5 separate regions of the Homo sapiens genome follow, and regions 2, 3, 4 and 5 are each linked to region 1. The links are chromatin contacts, found by Hi-C or POLR2A ChIA-PET in ENCODE. All regions are on one chromosome and are shown on one strand. Each heading gives the region's core, a stretch centred on a gene start or an enhancer-like site at or near the end of the contact. The rest is flanking DNA. Distances are from core to core; before and after follow the strand shown. Region 1 holds the start of TAGAP (T cell activation RhoGTPase activating protein). Region 2 holds the start of SNX9 (sorting nexin 9). Region 3 overlaps ZDHHC14 (zDHHC palmitoyltransferase 14). Region 4 has its middle 110 kb from the start of SLC22A3. Region 5 has its middle 62 kb from the start of SNX9.

The links. Hi-C counts contacts between places; a loop is a spot of excess contacts on that map. ChIA-PET counts read pairs that join two places held with the same protein, here RNA polymerase II (POLR2A). Pooled maps may share reads with other maps.
Region 2: a map of naive thymus-derived CD4-positive, alpha-beta T cell shows a loop between it and region 1 (9-fold over the local background). The contact joins the promoter of SNX9 here to the promoter of TAGAP in region 1. A Hi-C loop is called at or near these places in 1 of 168 maps with a recorded cell type or tissue (naive thymus-derived CD4-positive, alpha-beta T cell) and 5 of 50 pooled maps. POLR2A ChIA-PET finds 5 or more read pairs at or near these places in 1 of 52 experiments (BJ).
Region 3: a loop to region 1 is called in a map with no recorded cell type, with 7 times the contacts of the local background. The contact joins the enhancer-like site here to the promoter of TAGAP in region 1. A Hi-C loop is called at or near these places in 2 of 37 single-sample maps with no recorded cell type and 2 of 50 pooled maps. POLR2A ChIA-PET finds 5 or more read pairs at or near these places in 1 of 52 experiments (activated B cell).
Region 4: a loop to region 1 is called in a map of natural killer cell, with 10 times the contacts of the local background. The contact joins the enhancer-like site here to the promoter of TAGAP in region 1. A Hi-C loop is called at or near these places in 1 of 168 maps with a recorded cell type or tissue (natural killer cell), 1 of 37 single-sample maps with no recorded cell type and 8 of 50 pooled maps.
Region 5: a loop to region 1 is called in a pooled map, with 12 times the contacts of the local background. The contact joins the enhancer-like site here to the promoter of TAGAP in region 1. A Hi-C loop is called at or near these places in 1 of 168 maps with a recorded cell type or tissue (natural killer cell), 4 of 37 single-sample maps with no recorded cell type and 9 of 50 pooled maps.

What each region holds. Positions count from the first base shown.
Region 1 is chr6:159,043,572-159,046,271 of GRCh38, reverse strand. It overlaps TAGAP (T cell activation RhoGTPase activating protein), which reads left to right and starts at 1,281. Exons shown (of 10, transcript NM_054114.5): 1 at 1,281-1,393; 2 at 2,068-2,152; 3 at 2,241-2,294; 4 at 2,617-2,683. The coding sequence starts at 2,126.
Region 2 is chr6:157,821,983-157,824,682 of GRCh38, reverse strand. It overlaps SNX9 (sorting nexin 9), which reads right to left and starts at 1,437. Exons shown (of 18, transcript NM_016224.5): 1 at 1,237-1,437. The coding sequence starts at 1,248. RefSeq lists an enhancer at 609-658 and a silencer at 1,309-1,628.
Region 3 is chr6:157,460,267-157,462,966 of GRCh38, reverse strand. The region is part of intron 1 of ZDHHC14 (zDHHC palmitoyltransferase 14); the gene reads right to left. Among named protein-coding and RNA genes, the nearest start is that of MIR3692, 68 kb to the left of the region's middle. RefSeq lists an enhancer at 1,256-1,315. Within about 2 kb of position 1,411, at least 9 of the 41 ENCODE cell types and tissues checked have a DNase peak (open chromatin) inside an H3K27ac peak, as active enhancers do.
Region 4 is chr6:160,461,319-160,464,018 of GRCh38, reverse strand. No RefSeq gene overlaps it. Among named protein-coding and RNA genes, the nearest start is that of SLC22A3, 110 kb to the right of the region's middle. RefSeq lists an enhancer at 1,032-1,081. Within about 2 kb of position 1,363, at least 3 of the 41 ENCODE cell types and tissues checked have a DNase peak (open chromatin) inside an H3K27ac peak, as active enhancers do.
Region 5 is chr6:157,759,581-157,762,280 of GRCh38, reverse strand. No RefSeq gene overlaps it. Among named protein-coding and RNA genes, the nearest start is that of SNX9, 62 kb to the left of the region's middle. Within about 2 kb of position 1,345, at least 10 of the 41 ENCODE cell types and tissues checked have a DNase peak (open chromatin) inside an H3K27ac peak, as active enhancers do.

The DNA.
Region 1 (2,700 bases), core at 32-2,531:
CTGCCCCATAATCACCTCCTTTCAGTAAAATGACAAAAGAACTGACAATGCGGAAAAGTCTTAAAATTAAAGATGCTGATGATAAATGAAGCCAAGTTATTTTAAAACTTTTTATTGAAAAATTACATAAATAGGGAAGTGTGCACATAAGCCTAGCACCACCCAGATCAAGAATGGACCATCACCAAGCCCCCCGCTGGCCCCTGGAAGTCATTACCATCCCCTCTGGGAAACTGCTACTCTTGCTTCCAACAGCACAGACGACTTTTGCTAATTTTGTGCTTTGCATTAATGGGAGCCGGCAGGATATACACTTTCACGTCTGGCTTCTTTTGCTCAGCGTCATATTATGAGATCCAACCATATTGTTGGCTATAGTCATAGGCTGTTCATTATCAGTGCTATACAACATTCATTCCCTATGTGAATGGATCACAATTTATGCATCCATTCTCGTGTCGAGGCATTTGAGTGGTTTCATATATAGCCCTTGATCTACAGAAAAGATCAGAAATTCTCTTATGCAGAAGAGTGATCCACAAATGAAATTCACCATCTCTTTCCTACTTTAAGTTGGTCTGATCAAAGGAATTTTTTTGTTTGTTTTCCTTCCGTGTCAGAACGACAGCTGCTCTGACTGTAAATTAAGTATCAATACTTTTGACCAGGAGTTACAGAAAGGAGGAGGGGGTTACTATATTGACAACTGACTCGAGGGAGTTTTCTTTCTACTTCCAAAGGAAACTAACCTGGCTTTGGACGGTGATTGTTCCTCAAGGAAGGGACTGTCTTGGGTTTCTTTCTGGTTCTGTAACAGTGTCCCACATCCAGGGGTGCTAATCAACGTGTGGTGCTGGTGGACAGAGCAGATGGCACGTGGGAGGGGAAAGAGCACCCAAACAGGATGCAAAAAGAGGCACTTGAAATTACCACTTTAGAAAATAAAGTGATGTTTATGCACAGAATAACACAATTTCTTGTTCACACATCCCACCTATGACATTAATCAGAGCCTTCACCTATGGGCTGAATGTCATGTTTTCCACTCCTAGTAGTTTACAGATTTTTTACTTTGAAGTGGAAGACACAAAAAAAAAAAAAAAAAAAAAAAAAAAAAAAGACATAGCTGCCCTAAAAGGAATGAGGAAGCGAGAGCTCTCCAGTGTCTGGCTGGCTCCGTCCGTGTGACAGCCCATGATGTTCTTTCCGGTCTCTGTAATATTCTGAATTTCCACCTGCCCGCCCCTTCGCTTATAATGCAGAGCATGTGAAGGGAGACCGGCTCGGTCTCTCTCTCTCCCAGTGGACTAGAAGGAGCAGAGAGTTATGCTGTTTCTCCCATTCTTTACAGCTCACCGGATGTAAAAGAACTCTGGCTAGAGACCCTCCAAGGGTAAGTACACTATATATTAACATGCCTAGAAATTACAAGCTGCCTCGCAAGTCACAGGTCACTCAGATCACAGGCAACAGAAAACAGCTATCCCGTGGAATATGCTCTCACTTTATAAAGTCTCAGGACAAAGCTTTGCTTCAACGTGAAGGCTGCACCTTTTTGGTGTAGGAGTTCTGTAAATGTTATCTTTGTTTCATGTTTACTATTTTAGCATCCTAGGGATATGTTTTTTTTTTTTTCCTTTTTGGATTAGATGAGAAAATCCATGCAAAGCACCTACTACGACAGCTGGCATATAGTCAGCACTCCACCAAAAAAGTTAATGTTCATGTTAATTTAAAATGTTAACGTAATTGATATCCAGATTATCTCTTGATGGAACGGAATAAATTGGTAACAACGTTTAGAGTGGTAAAGATAGTTGACTTAAATAATTTAGAAATAATTGTGTTCAGATGCTGCTCTTAACAACATACAACATCTGGTAACAGAACTGATTTTAAATGAAAACTTGTCTATGTAATAGTTTTTTCCAAAGTAAAGGCAAGTGAAAAAATAGCAAAAGAGAAAAATAAATAAATAGTTTCAAACTCTGTGCTTTGGCAAAGTGGCGCTGAAAGTGGCCTACTGTGTGAGTCCCTCCTAACTCCTTTCCATGTGATTCGTTGTAGACAGAGGCACAGCCACACGGGAGTGAAATCCACCCCTGGACAGTCAGCCGCAATACTGATGAAGCTGAGAAGCAGCCACAATGCTGTGAGTGCCCCTCTCACATTCATTCATTCACGTTTCCTACAGGCAAGGGCCAAAAGATATTTACCTAATTTTATTTTTTCTCTTTTAGTCAAAAACACTAAACGCCAATAATATGGAGACACTAATCGAATGTCAATCAGAGGTAAGAAAGCAATTTTTAAGACTTTTTATCTGTACTGTGAGAAGGTGGAAAACTTTGTTTTAATTGAATATTATTTGGGTTGAATAGTAATTATAAGAGTAGTAAACTAACATCACACATGTAGTAAATTAAGCACATTAATTAGGATCTTATATGATGACAATCAAGACCTTAATATTGCTTCTAGAAGCTAGAAAAAACATCAATGCACTCTACTGACTTCATTTTTAATATGAATAAAATGCTGTATGTGTGTTTTGTGGGGAAAGACTCGATAGGTTTCTTCAGTCACTATATTTAACTGAAATAAAAATGTTTTTAGGGTGATATCAAGGAACATCCCCTGTTGGCATCATGTGAGAGTGAAGACAGTATTTGCCAGCTCATTGGTGAGTTTTAAAAACAT
Region 2 (2,700 bases), core at 188-2,687, 1.2 Mb after region 1:
CTCTACAAACGCTGCACCTAGATGGATTCAGAGCACAAAATTTACCACAGCACAACATCTAGCAGACCGAAGTCAAGCAATGCTGATCTTTCAAAGAGATTTCACATTTCTTACCATTTTCTACCTTAACACTCCACAAAAAAAGCAAACACCTATCGAAAAATAAAAAATAACGTTTCTAGCAACCCAAAAGTAGCTCAGAGATCTCAAAAACAAATAGACAAAGGGGTGCTGATGCTAACAAAGTGACATTACAAAAACTAAGTGCAAAAGTAAACCCACTCCTCACAGTGTATCACAGATCAGTTAATGGCTCAGGTATAGAGCCTCCTCCCCCAGGTCCTCCCTTCCGTGACCGTGACTTCCCCAGTGGCTATTCTACATCAAGTAACTACTGAAAACGCCCAAGGAAAAGGAGCGGGGGAGGGTGGCTTTTGAAAATTCAGGTAGCCAAGAGTGACTGCTAATTTCATAAACAATAACGTAAAACAAGCAAACCACCGCTCCTAGCCAATGACGAAGCAGGAGTCAAAGTTCCACCACGTAATTCGGGCCTGGGCCTTTTTTCAGGCAAACACGTAATCGAAAGCACAGTCATTTCCCTCTTGATATTTTATTCATGCCGGCAATGCCATTCACAATGAAAAGGTAGCAAAACAAAAGAAAAAAATAACAGCAGCGAAGGCAAAGGGGCGCGGGGCGTCCCAGCCTCGGTCCCTCCCCGGCCGCGAGCCCCCGCAGGCCGGGACGGGAAGCGCCGCGTCCTCTCCGCCGAGGTCTCGACCCCCACCCGCCCCGCGGGGGCGAGGGTCCCCCAGGCGGCAGCGGGAGGGGACGTGGGGGCGGCGGGGACGCCGGACGCCACAGAGCGCCAGTCGCCTCGGGGGCCTCCCCGGGCTGCGGGAAGTTTCCGTCCCGCGGCCCCTCCCGGCGAGCCCGCCGCAGCCCACGCTCAGGTGCAAACTTCCCAAACCTCGCTGCGCCCGGGGTCCCAACCCGCGCCCAGACCCGACGCCGTCCCCCGGTGCGATCCTGGTGGTCTGTCTGCACTGCCCGCCGCACCCATGCCCAGAAGGGACTGGCTGGGCCGCGGACCCGCCCGGGGACTCCACCGAGGAAGCGGAGTGGCCCCTCGACCACCCCTGGCCCCGACCCTCCCCGCGGCCCCGGCCCCGACCCTCTCCGCGCCGCCCCGGGCCTGAGCGACCGGCCCGGCCTGCGCCGCGCGCCCCTCACCTTGGTGGCCATGGCGGGCGGGTCCCCCGGCCCGGGACGGCCGGCTCGTCTCCCGCGCCGCGGATGGTGATTCTGAGCCGCGCAGGCAAAGGCAAGGGCGAGGGCGGCGGCTCCGGCTGGGCCCCGGCGCGGCGGCCGCTCCTCCGCCTCGGCCCCGAGTCTCGACGCTCAGGCCCAGCCGCTGGGCGCTCGGCTACTCCCGCGCCGCACGCTCCTGCAGTTCCTGAAAGTCCCCGGCTGCGCGGCCCCCGCCCCTGTCGGCCGAGCCTCCCATTTACCGCGGCGCGCGCGACGCCCGCCGGAAGCGCGCCCTGGGCCCTCGGCCGCGGCCCGGCCTCCTCGCCTCCTGGCCGCCCCCGCGCCGCGCCGCCGCCCCGGGCAGTCACCGCCGCCGCCGCCGCCGCCGCCCCCGGGCGCCCTTGGTCGAGGCTGGGAGCGGCGTCCCGCGCAGCGGCGGGGTCCGGACGGGCGCCCCAGGCCATGGCCCGCAACCCTGCGTGGCCGCCCCAGGGGAAGCGATCCGCGGCCCACAGAGCCGCTCGGGGTAGCCGAACCCCGACTCCGGTTCACGCTCGGCCGGCGCCGCACGCCGTGGCTCGGCGCTTTCCGTGCATGAGGCGGGAGGGGGCGGCAGGAACTCTCGACGCCCCGGGCAGACAGGAGCCCCGCAACCCCGCTGTCTTTGCCCCACGCCTGGGGTGTTGCGGGGTCGCCGTGCCCTTGGCCGAGTACCCTGAGTACCACATAAACAGCTGGGAAGGAGCGGAGCGATGGCTTCCTGGGCCTCTTCCTCCTGCCCGGAGGCTCCCTCAGGCCGGGGTCCTGGCTTGAAGCCCCTGGGACGGGACGGTGGGGGGTTTCGTTCTGTGACGCCCCGTTAACCTCATTCTGGAATCTTGATAAGCTTAAAAATACCGGAGGGCCCGAGAGGTTTGGGGGACAACAGGCTCTCTGAAGTGGAAACGAGGTCTCTAAAATTTTCCATCTTTCTGTCAGTGTTTCTTTCCAGAGTTGGAGATATATATATGGGTGTTATGAATAAACGAATGACTTGAATTGAGCAGCAAGATTTTTCACTCAAGGACAAAACACGACTGGAAGATGTGTCTTAATTGGCATACTAGTGGAGTGCTTTTTTATTATTATGAGGGATATATTTGTAAGAAGAGACAACTATCAAATGTAAATCTCTGGTGTTTAATGTCAAGTTTGTGTCTTCTTAAATACATTCTATTTGACCTGAGATTTCACTAGTTATATTCAATAATGGGGTTTAAAATAGATACGGTATTGCAGAATTTTCTGTGAATTTTTGTGTTTGTTGAGCTCATGGTTAAGCTATAGTCATCATAATATGCATAAATAGTTGTCTTTCTCCGTAAAAAAAAATATTGGGAGGCCAACATTCATTGACGGCCTGCTTGCTGTATACTAGGCTTCCACATCCCCATCTCATTTAATCCT
Region 3 (2,700 bases), core at 162-2,661, 1.6 Mb after region 1:
CAGTATTTTATTCTTGGTAATTCTGTGAGGGTCACAGTTAAACAATTAAACAGCATTAACCACCACTGTACTGTTCGACACAACATCCAGCCCCCTTAATGGGTAACTTCAGCTGAGTCTGCAGAGACAGCCATGAAAAAAGGCAGTGAAGGGCAGGAAGAGGCCCCCGCCAGGCCCTCCAGGGCTGGGGGGCACTGGGCTGGGCACTTCAAACAGAGAACCCTGGATTCTTTTCCCACTTTGTGAGGAGCCGATTTAAGGAGCAGACAGCTAAGGGAAGATTTATAAACACAATAATTTTTGTTTCTAAGAGTTATAATGCAAAGCAGGGATAGGCATTCTCCTCCAAAGAGGTTCTCAAAGAGATCCTCTGAAGCCAGAGAATACCACATTTCTTTGCCTAACCCAAAAGTCCTCGGAATCTTCATTTGTCAGCAGAAGCTCTGAAAACAAGGCACTGCACTACTTTTTTTGCCTAATGTGGTGGAAGACAGCCCCATGACAACAAAGAGAAAGAAAAATCGCTTTTCTTATAAGTCAGAACATAATGCAGGCTTATGGCTCGAGGTAACTTTGCTGTTGAAATCCTTGAAGGATCCACAAGGCACTCATCGCTCCAGTTAGTGTTCATCTTGTGGAAACCTACAGTGAATCTCACTAGAAAATATACTGGAAAAGAATAGAAAGGGTGAACAGGCATGTCCGTCAACTCTGAAACCCCAGAGCTAAGGAGACCACTTTGAACTGAAGGAGGCAGATTCAGGGTAAGTAAGAAAAAGAGCTAACTTTACACGATGGTGGAAAATTCATGACAACACAGAGGACACTGAAGAGGCTGAAACTATAAATAAGCTCAGAAACTATGTGAACTCACAGATCTATAGTGAGTTGTATTAAGGGAAATGAGGTTGTCTGATGCCCCCTGCAGAGCCCCCTCTGGTGCCACCGTCGCATGATAGACCAGGATCTGACCCAACAGGGGTTTAAAAAATTTTTTTACAAAGCATGAAGATGATCCTAAATTTGTGGCAGACCTTTAGTGTATGAGGATCTCAAGACCCAGAACCGCTGTGCCTCTAGTGGGGGCACGGTGCTCCGAGGCCAGTTTCCATGACTAATAAATCCTTCATTCTGCAAGCCGTGACTGTGGCAGTGCACCCAGCGGCTGGATGGGAAGTGCAGGAACTGGCGTCCCCCACAGGGTGGAGAGGGTATCACCACATTGCCACCTGCCCACCCTCTGCTGCCCAGCTCTGTTCTCCAACAGGCATCCTCTGCTTTTTATTTCCTATCTAGAAGGAGAATATGTCTGTCTATCAGGGTGGGGCGGAGGCTGCTAACTTCAAGACCCTAACCCAAGGTGTAGCTGCTGTTACAGAGATAACTAGGAACTCAGGGGCAGGACTAGGGAGGCTGCATTTCACTAATCCAAATGCCTTTGCCTCTGGGAATGACATGAGTGATGGGGCTGGGCCGTAACGGACTGTACACGTACAATGCGTTCAGGAAAGCAAAGTTCCAAAACCCACAGCAATCTGCCCTGCTTCCTTTGTCTTGCTCCAGCTGTATCCTGATGTCCTTTTAAAGCTATTTTTAGTAACAATATTTATTCAACCAAGAGGAACAAAAATTTACATCAAATGCATTCACAGAGGGGCACGAGACTTTGCCCACAGATGGCCTTTCAAAGGCATCTTTCCCCATGCCGACCCCTTCTCACCTTGTATCAGTGGTGGTTAGAAGCGTGAACTCCTGCCACAGTTTAGTCAAACTCAATGAGATACTGTTTACGGTGGTGGCCACCTGGGAATTTCCCAGGCCCCTGGAGGACGTGTGTTTTTCAGGTTCTAAAAACAAAAGTCCACAGCAATGACATCAGAGGCCCCGCTATGAATTGCATGTGCATTTTAACCAGGCCTTACTTTGCTGCTTGCTATGCCAATTGCTGTGGCTGCCAGTCAGGAAAAGGAAGCCTTCTCGAGCACATGCATGCTTTATGCATTGTCCTATACAGGAAAAAATAGATAAAGGGATGATCTGGGTGTCTCCTGTTGCCAACCCGTGCTAGCAGGGAGAAACACAACTGGGCCTAGGACCGTGTAAGAAGGCCCACATCGGCCTGCACCCCTGCATCTTCAGGGAAACCCTCCTCGCCTGCTGTCTCTAACCCATCCCCAGCCATAAGCAAACGGGGGATGTTTCCACACGGGGCCCAGTGTTAGTCACATTATTTCTGCCTCCATATAACTTAAGGGTACAACTAAGAACTGCAACTCTTGATTAAAATGACACACATTCCAGACTTCTGAGAAGCTTTCCTACAGAAGAATTCCTGCATGGCATATGGGAAATTGGATTTGAGGTCATCTAAATGATTCCTTTCCTACATGGAGAGTCTATTGTTTTATTACTCAGGCAGCGAGCTTCTTCAGAACTCCTTGTCATAGGAATTCAAGAATACCTATGTGGGTATCAACAGCACTCTTTGGAGAAGCAGACACAGAAAGATATGCACAACATAGGAATGACTCTTTTTTTTTTTTTTTTTTTTTTTTTTTTTTCCAGAGAGAGAGTGAGTCTGGCTCTGTTGCCCAGGCTGGAGTGCAGTGGTGTGATCATAGCTCACTGCAGTCTCAACTTCATGGGCTCAAGCAATCCTCCCACCTCAGCCTCCCAAGTAGCTGGGAGTACAGGTGCACA
Region 4 (2,700 bases), core at 114-2,613, 1.4 Mb before region 1:
GAAACACCCGCCCCTCCCACCACACACACATAAATAAAATAAATGTAAAATTCCCAAAGAGCACACTTAGAGGTGATCTAATCAGCCCCAGGGTGGTCCCACTGAGCACTTCAGTGTCTAGCATGGGATGCATGAAAAAGAAATTTACAGTCATTCGGATAAAAAACCTTTCTCTTCTGCAGCTGAGAAGTATGAAAAATATACGAACAGCAGGGCACAGCTAAGCATGTGGTGCACATTGTAAACCTACAGATGGCCATCCTAGGAATTCAGTGAAGGGTAGTGCAGCTCTTTAGCCCCAAATGGCCTTTCTCCTAAGATTATTCCTCACGATTCACATTAGCATCATTGCTTAGAGACTGTTTGTTGGGTTCCCTCTTCATTGCTCCAAGACTCTTGTTGGGAGTATGAGGCTTGGATCAGGGTAAGTGGAGTTGACATTAGATCTTAAACAACTGGGATAACAAATCCATGGGTATTTCTGAAAAAACAAAAAGCCACTTGGACTTGTCCCCTATTTTACTTTCTGCTGACCAATCAACTTGTCTGTCCTAGTTACAGAAAGCTGTCCTGGACTTTTCATTTGTATAATTTGGTTGCTTGTGGTTGGGTCTGCCATGTGGAAGAACCTTGAGCTGGGGGAAGCAGCTTGGCCTCCAAGTCCACTGAAGACCACCATTCCAAGATTTCCTGGGGAGGCGGTACAGGGCAGTGATGAAGATTATGGGAGCCACACTGCCCAGCTTCGCATTTGGGACACTCCTGGGGAGAGCAAGAGGGAAGAATGAGAGGTTAGGGTGATAGTAAAGATTCTACTTGGCCAATATTATTGTATTGTGGCATTGTGGTCTCTGGATTTAGTGTGAGTTGATAGCTGACCTTTTCCTTGAGTGGGTGTTTTTGTTTGTTCTGCAGAAGCATCTTGGTGGCTCCTCTACCTGAAAGTCCCTCGATGGGGTCAGTTCCAGTTCTCCACTTCTGGCCCCGTCTGGTACATGCCACTGCCTCTCACTGCCTGGGCTCTCTATCCTTGACAGGCTGCCTTGAAGTTGAGCCCACACTGACTTTCTTGCCTCAGACCCCACTACTGTGCCTGGGACTCATGCACCTTTGACTCCTATGGTAGGAAAGTGCAGTAGCTTCCCAGGTGCATTTCTGCTGTCCTCACCCACATAAAGGTTGTATGAGAATCGAGTTCTTAAAGATTGGAGAAAGAAGGAAGAATGGGAGCAAGATTTTTCCCAATGGACTGTGAGGTCCCCCACCTAACCTTGATGTAAGACAAGTGAGGTTAACCCCAAGCCTTGTGAGAAGGGTTCCCATAAGACACTTGGAAATCCTCAGAACTGTTTCCTACAGAAGGATGTGGTTGGTGGGTTTGGTTTCCTGCAGAAGGATGTGGTTTATTCAGGTTTGACTCATGCTTGAGAAATCTAGAGACTCTGGTGGAGAATGATTTTAATAGCTAGTTCATTTCCACTAAGACATTCAGTATAAATAATAAGTAAAAATAAATAGAAACATTCAGTTTTATTTTAAATAGTAGGAGCAGGTACCATAATTTCTGTAGTTACTCTTTTAGTACAATGATGCATGTATACTGTGTGTAAGGCATATTAGCAGAAATTGAGTTCAGCACTAGGGAAGATGATTTCATTCCATGCAATGTTTCTTTAAAAAAAAAAAAGACTTATATAGATAGATTCTCAGAACAGCCCATGGCAAATGGACAGTTATTTGGAAAACTCAGGTTCCAAATTCACTGGAGTGTAGAATCTCTGGTTGGTTGGGGAGGAAATTCCTCTTGCAGTTGTTATTAATAATTATGTGAATATTATTAACTATATTAATGTTTATAATTTTGAAGACCTTGAAGGACTGGAGACAGAGAAGCATTTTTGAACACCCTCTGTAGCCTATGCACTGTTGTAGGCATTGATGGGTGGTACCAAAGATGGGACACTGTTCCTACCTCCAGAGATCTTGCAGGCTGGCTGCAGAGAGAAGGCAGAGAGGAGGTAAAAGAAAAATAAAGGCACATGTGTGTAAGTCACCCCAATGACAGTCAGTTAGTCATGGGAGGCTCCCCAGAGGAGCTGTCCTGAAGCTGGCTGAGAGAAGGCAACATTTCAACTTAGGACAGTAATCCTTGCTACATACAATCACACACACACATACACACACACACACACGTGCACACACAGACTCACATGCAAAAGAAACCTTCATGCCTTTCTGTAAACTTTATGTGGGTTAGATGGGGATGGTGATGAGGATGATGATGGGAAGGATGACATCATGTTCTAAACATTGTTCGGAATAACAATGACGAATAACTATTTGTGCCAATCAAGGTCTTCTCAGAAAAGATCTCATTCTAATGCTGAACTATACCAATTTCTTTGATCACTTCTCCAACAAAATAATTAGAAAGCGCTTATATTTCCTTGAAAGGAGAGCATCCTGTGTTGTTTACTACCACTTTTGAAACCTAGAAAAAAAATCTAAAAGTTGTTTATAATTTTACTGTTTAATTTCACCTTTGAAATATCAAAAACTCAGTGCTTGGAATTTGTCCTAAATTAATTGACAAAATTGCCAACTTGGACTCAAATGCGACTTCTTTCCCACCTTGTGCCACAGCATCCTCTTCATTTGATTGTGGGAAGCCTCAAGTGGAGCCAAAGAAATGTCCCAGAA
Region 5 (2,700 bases), core at 96-2,595, 1.3 Mb after region 1:
ACGCTTGAAAACTGCAACGAACCCAGTGAAAAGAGAAGAGGCTTCTGGCTACAATCAGATCTGCCAGTTGGCAGGTGATGGTGGGGGCACTGCCCCCAGAGCGGCTTCTAGACCTACTCTGCCCCTCCCGGCCCCACAGGGCACCCTGAGCTTGTACTCTGCCCCTCCCGGCCCCACAGGGCACCCTGAGCTTGTGAGAGGCACGGCCCCACCTGTGACCTCTCCCATCTTCTGGCCGTGCTCCCTGCGGTGCGCCCCACTCCAGAGAGCTCCAGCCCGGCTCCCTTCCTGCTGCGACGTTCATCCAGTTTCTCAAGTTCCAATTTTCATTCTGATGCCCTCGAACTTTTCTCAGCACAACATATCTGCAGTGAAAATGGAAATTCCAGACCTAAATCTATATTGAACCTCCCCAGATGTGCTGGCCCTGGGCTCTCCTTCCCCCTTCTTGAATCCTGAGGAACTGAAGCTGTCTTAAGAGCTCACGTGTGCGTCATCCCTTCCTGCACCTGCTTCCACGGGCCCTTGGCGGTAGCCTGGGAACAGCTGGTCAGGTACTATTAGCCCCATTCTACCAATGGAGAAACCGAGGCTCAGAACAGCTCAGTGGGATGCGGCTTCTGAGGTCACACGGTTCACGTGCACCAGAACTTGCTTCTAGGCCGCCTTTCCATATCCTGTGCTTTTTCAAAAGCCCCCTTTTAATGCTTACAACCCCTTTTTGCTGTGCAGGGTACAATGCTAGACTAGCAGGAGAGTGGTGACTCATAACCAACTTCTGACTTATTTGACCGCACACACAAAACAAGGCTCTCTACCCATTTTTCCAAAACACAAATTGCGTCTTTAAGAATGCTCTTGAACTCCAAGTGCAACTGACAGACAGCACATCATAGACCGCTTGATACATGTTGTTGTCTGAATGGAAAAACAAGACATGCCTCCAATTCCCCCAAAATAAGTGATTCTATGAAACTAATGCCACAAAAAGGAACTAAAGAAGAATGTGTCAGCTGTTCTAATACAATCAACTGATTACCTAGAACACAGGCAAAAATGCATGTCTGGGGTGTAACCAGTGGTGTGGGGGTGGGTCTGCCATTGTTTACAATCGCCACACATGGCGATAATAGAAAGCAGACCACTGCAGTGTTTTTCTTCCTATTTTTAAATTCTCTGCAGACAATGCACCCTGACTCCCACAGCTCTCTCCTTCTCCTTGGTACACCACCAAGTGTAACTAGTGATTCATACGAGGGTGATTCATGTTATCCATCAGATTTTTTCAAAATTATTTTTATTAGTCTTCTTGTTGTTGTTGTAAAATAAATCTCTTTTCCCCCGGCTGTGTTGCCAGACACTGCCTTCCCCAGCCTGCCCTCTCGCTCCCTACCTGCTTGCATCAGCCAGGCCTGGGGCAATGGGAAGGACCTGCAAAGGTGTTGAAGACCCTTCTCCATGAGGGAGTAGGAAGGGAGTCAGTCTGTGCAACTCCCTGTCCCCACCCAGGCCAGTGTAGGTGACCAGGCCACCAGCTGGCGTCTGCCCTGATCCTAGATTTCTTCTGGGCCTCAAATCCAGCCCTGAATGTCAGGTCAGGCAACCGGAAACTACTTCCTCCCAGTCCCCATATCCTCTGTACCCTCACTGGCTGGTCCTGCACCTGCACCTGGACAGAGAGCTATCTGAAGCTGTGACACTGGCATCTCCTGAGGCTAAGAACTGTCCTTGTCTAAACGCTTGGCTGTCACCCCAGCTCTGCTATACCAGCCTCACCAGACTGATTGAGATAGAGGCCACTCTGGCTCAGACTTGAGCTCCCTACTTTGCGATTTGAACCTTTGGACACTCTCTGGGGGAGAAATGTGGATGGTGACACCCTGTGGCCTGGTTTTAATGGTGTGCTAGTAAATGTGCACAACAGGCTCTCTGGAAGAAGAGTCCTGAAATGTACATTTGCCAATTTCTGTGGTGTAAATACTGCCCCCATGGCCAATTTCCAGCTGTCAGTAAGAAGTCACTGAACGCAGAGGTGGAAAGAGATGTGCAGCAGAACAGGGTTATATAATGCTTCCTCCACTCAGACACGCAGATGTAAATAACCTTGATGGCCCGGGCGTGGTGGCTCACGCCTGTAATCCCAGCATTTTGGGAGGCCAAGGTGGGCAGATCACGAGGTCAGGAGATTGAGACCATCCTGGCCAACATGGTGAAACCCCATCTCTACTGAAAAAAAGATAAAAAAAATTAGCCAGTGTGGTGGTGCACGCCTGTAGTCCCAGCTACTCGGGAGGCTGAGGCAGGGGAATTGCTTGAACCTGGGAGGTGGAAGTTGCAGTGAGCCAAGTTCACACCACTGTACTCCAGCTGGGAAACACAGCAAGACTCCATCTAAAAAAGAAAACAAAAAACAAACAAACAAACAAAAAAAACAAACTTTGATGGCATAGGTAATAGTAAAGTGTAGATCACTAGGAAGTGATGAGCTTTAAGTGTTTATTACTTTTGTTTTTAGTATAATCTATTCAATTTGTAAGTTTATATCATTAAACTTTTATTTATTTTTCTTATTTATTTCTATATTTATTTGGAGACAGGGTCTCCCTCTGTTGCCCAGGCTAGAGTGCAGTGGCATGATCATGGCTCACTTCAGCCTCAACCACCTGGACTCAAAGCTCACACCTCAGCCTCTTGAGTAGC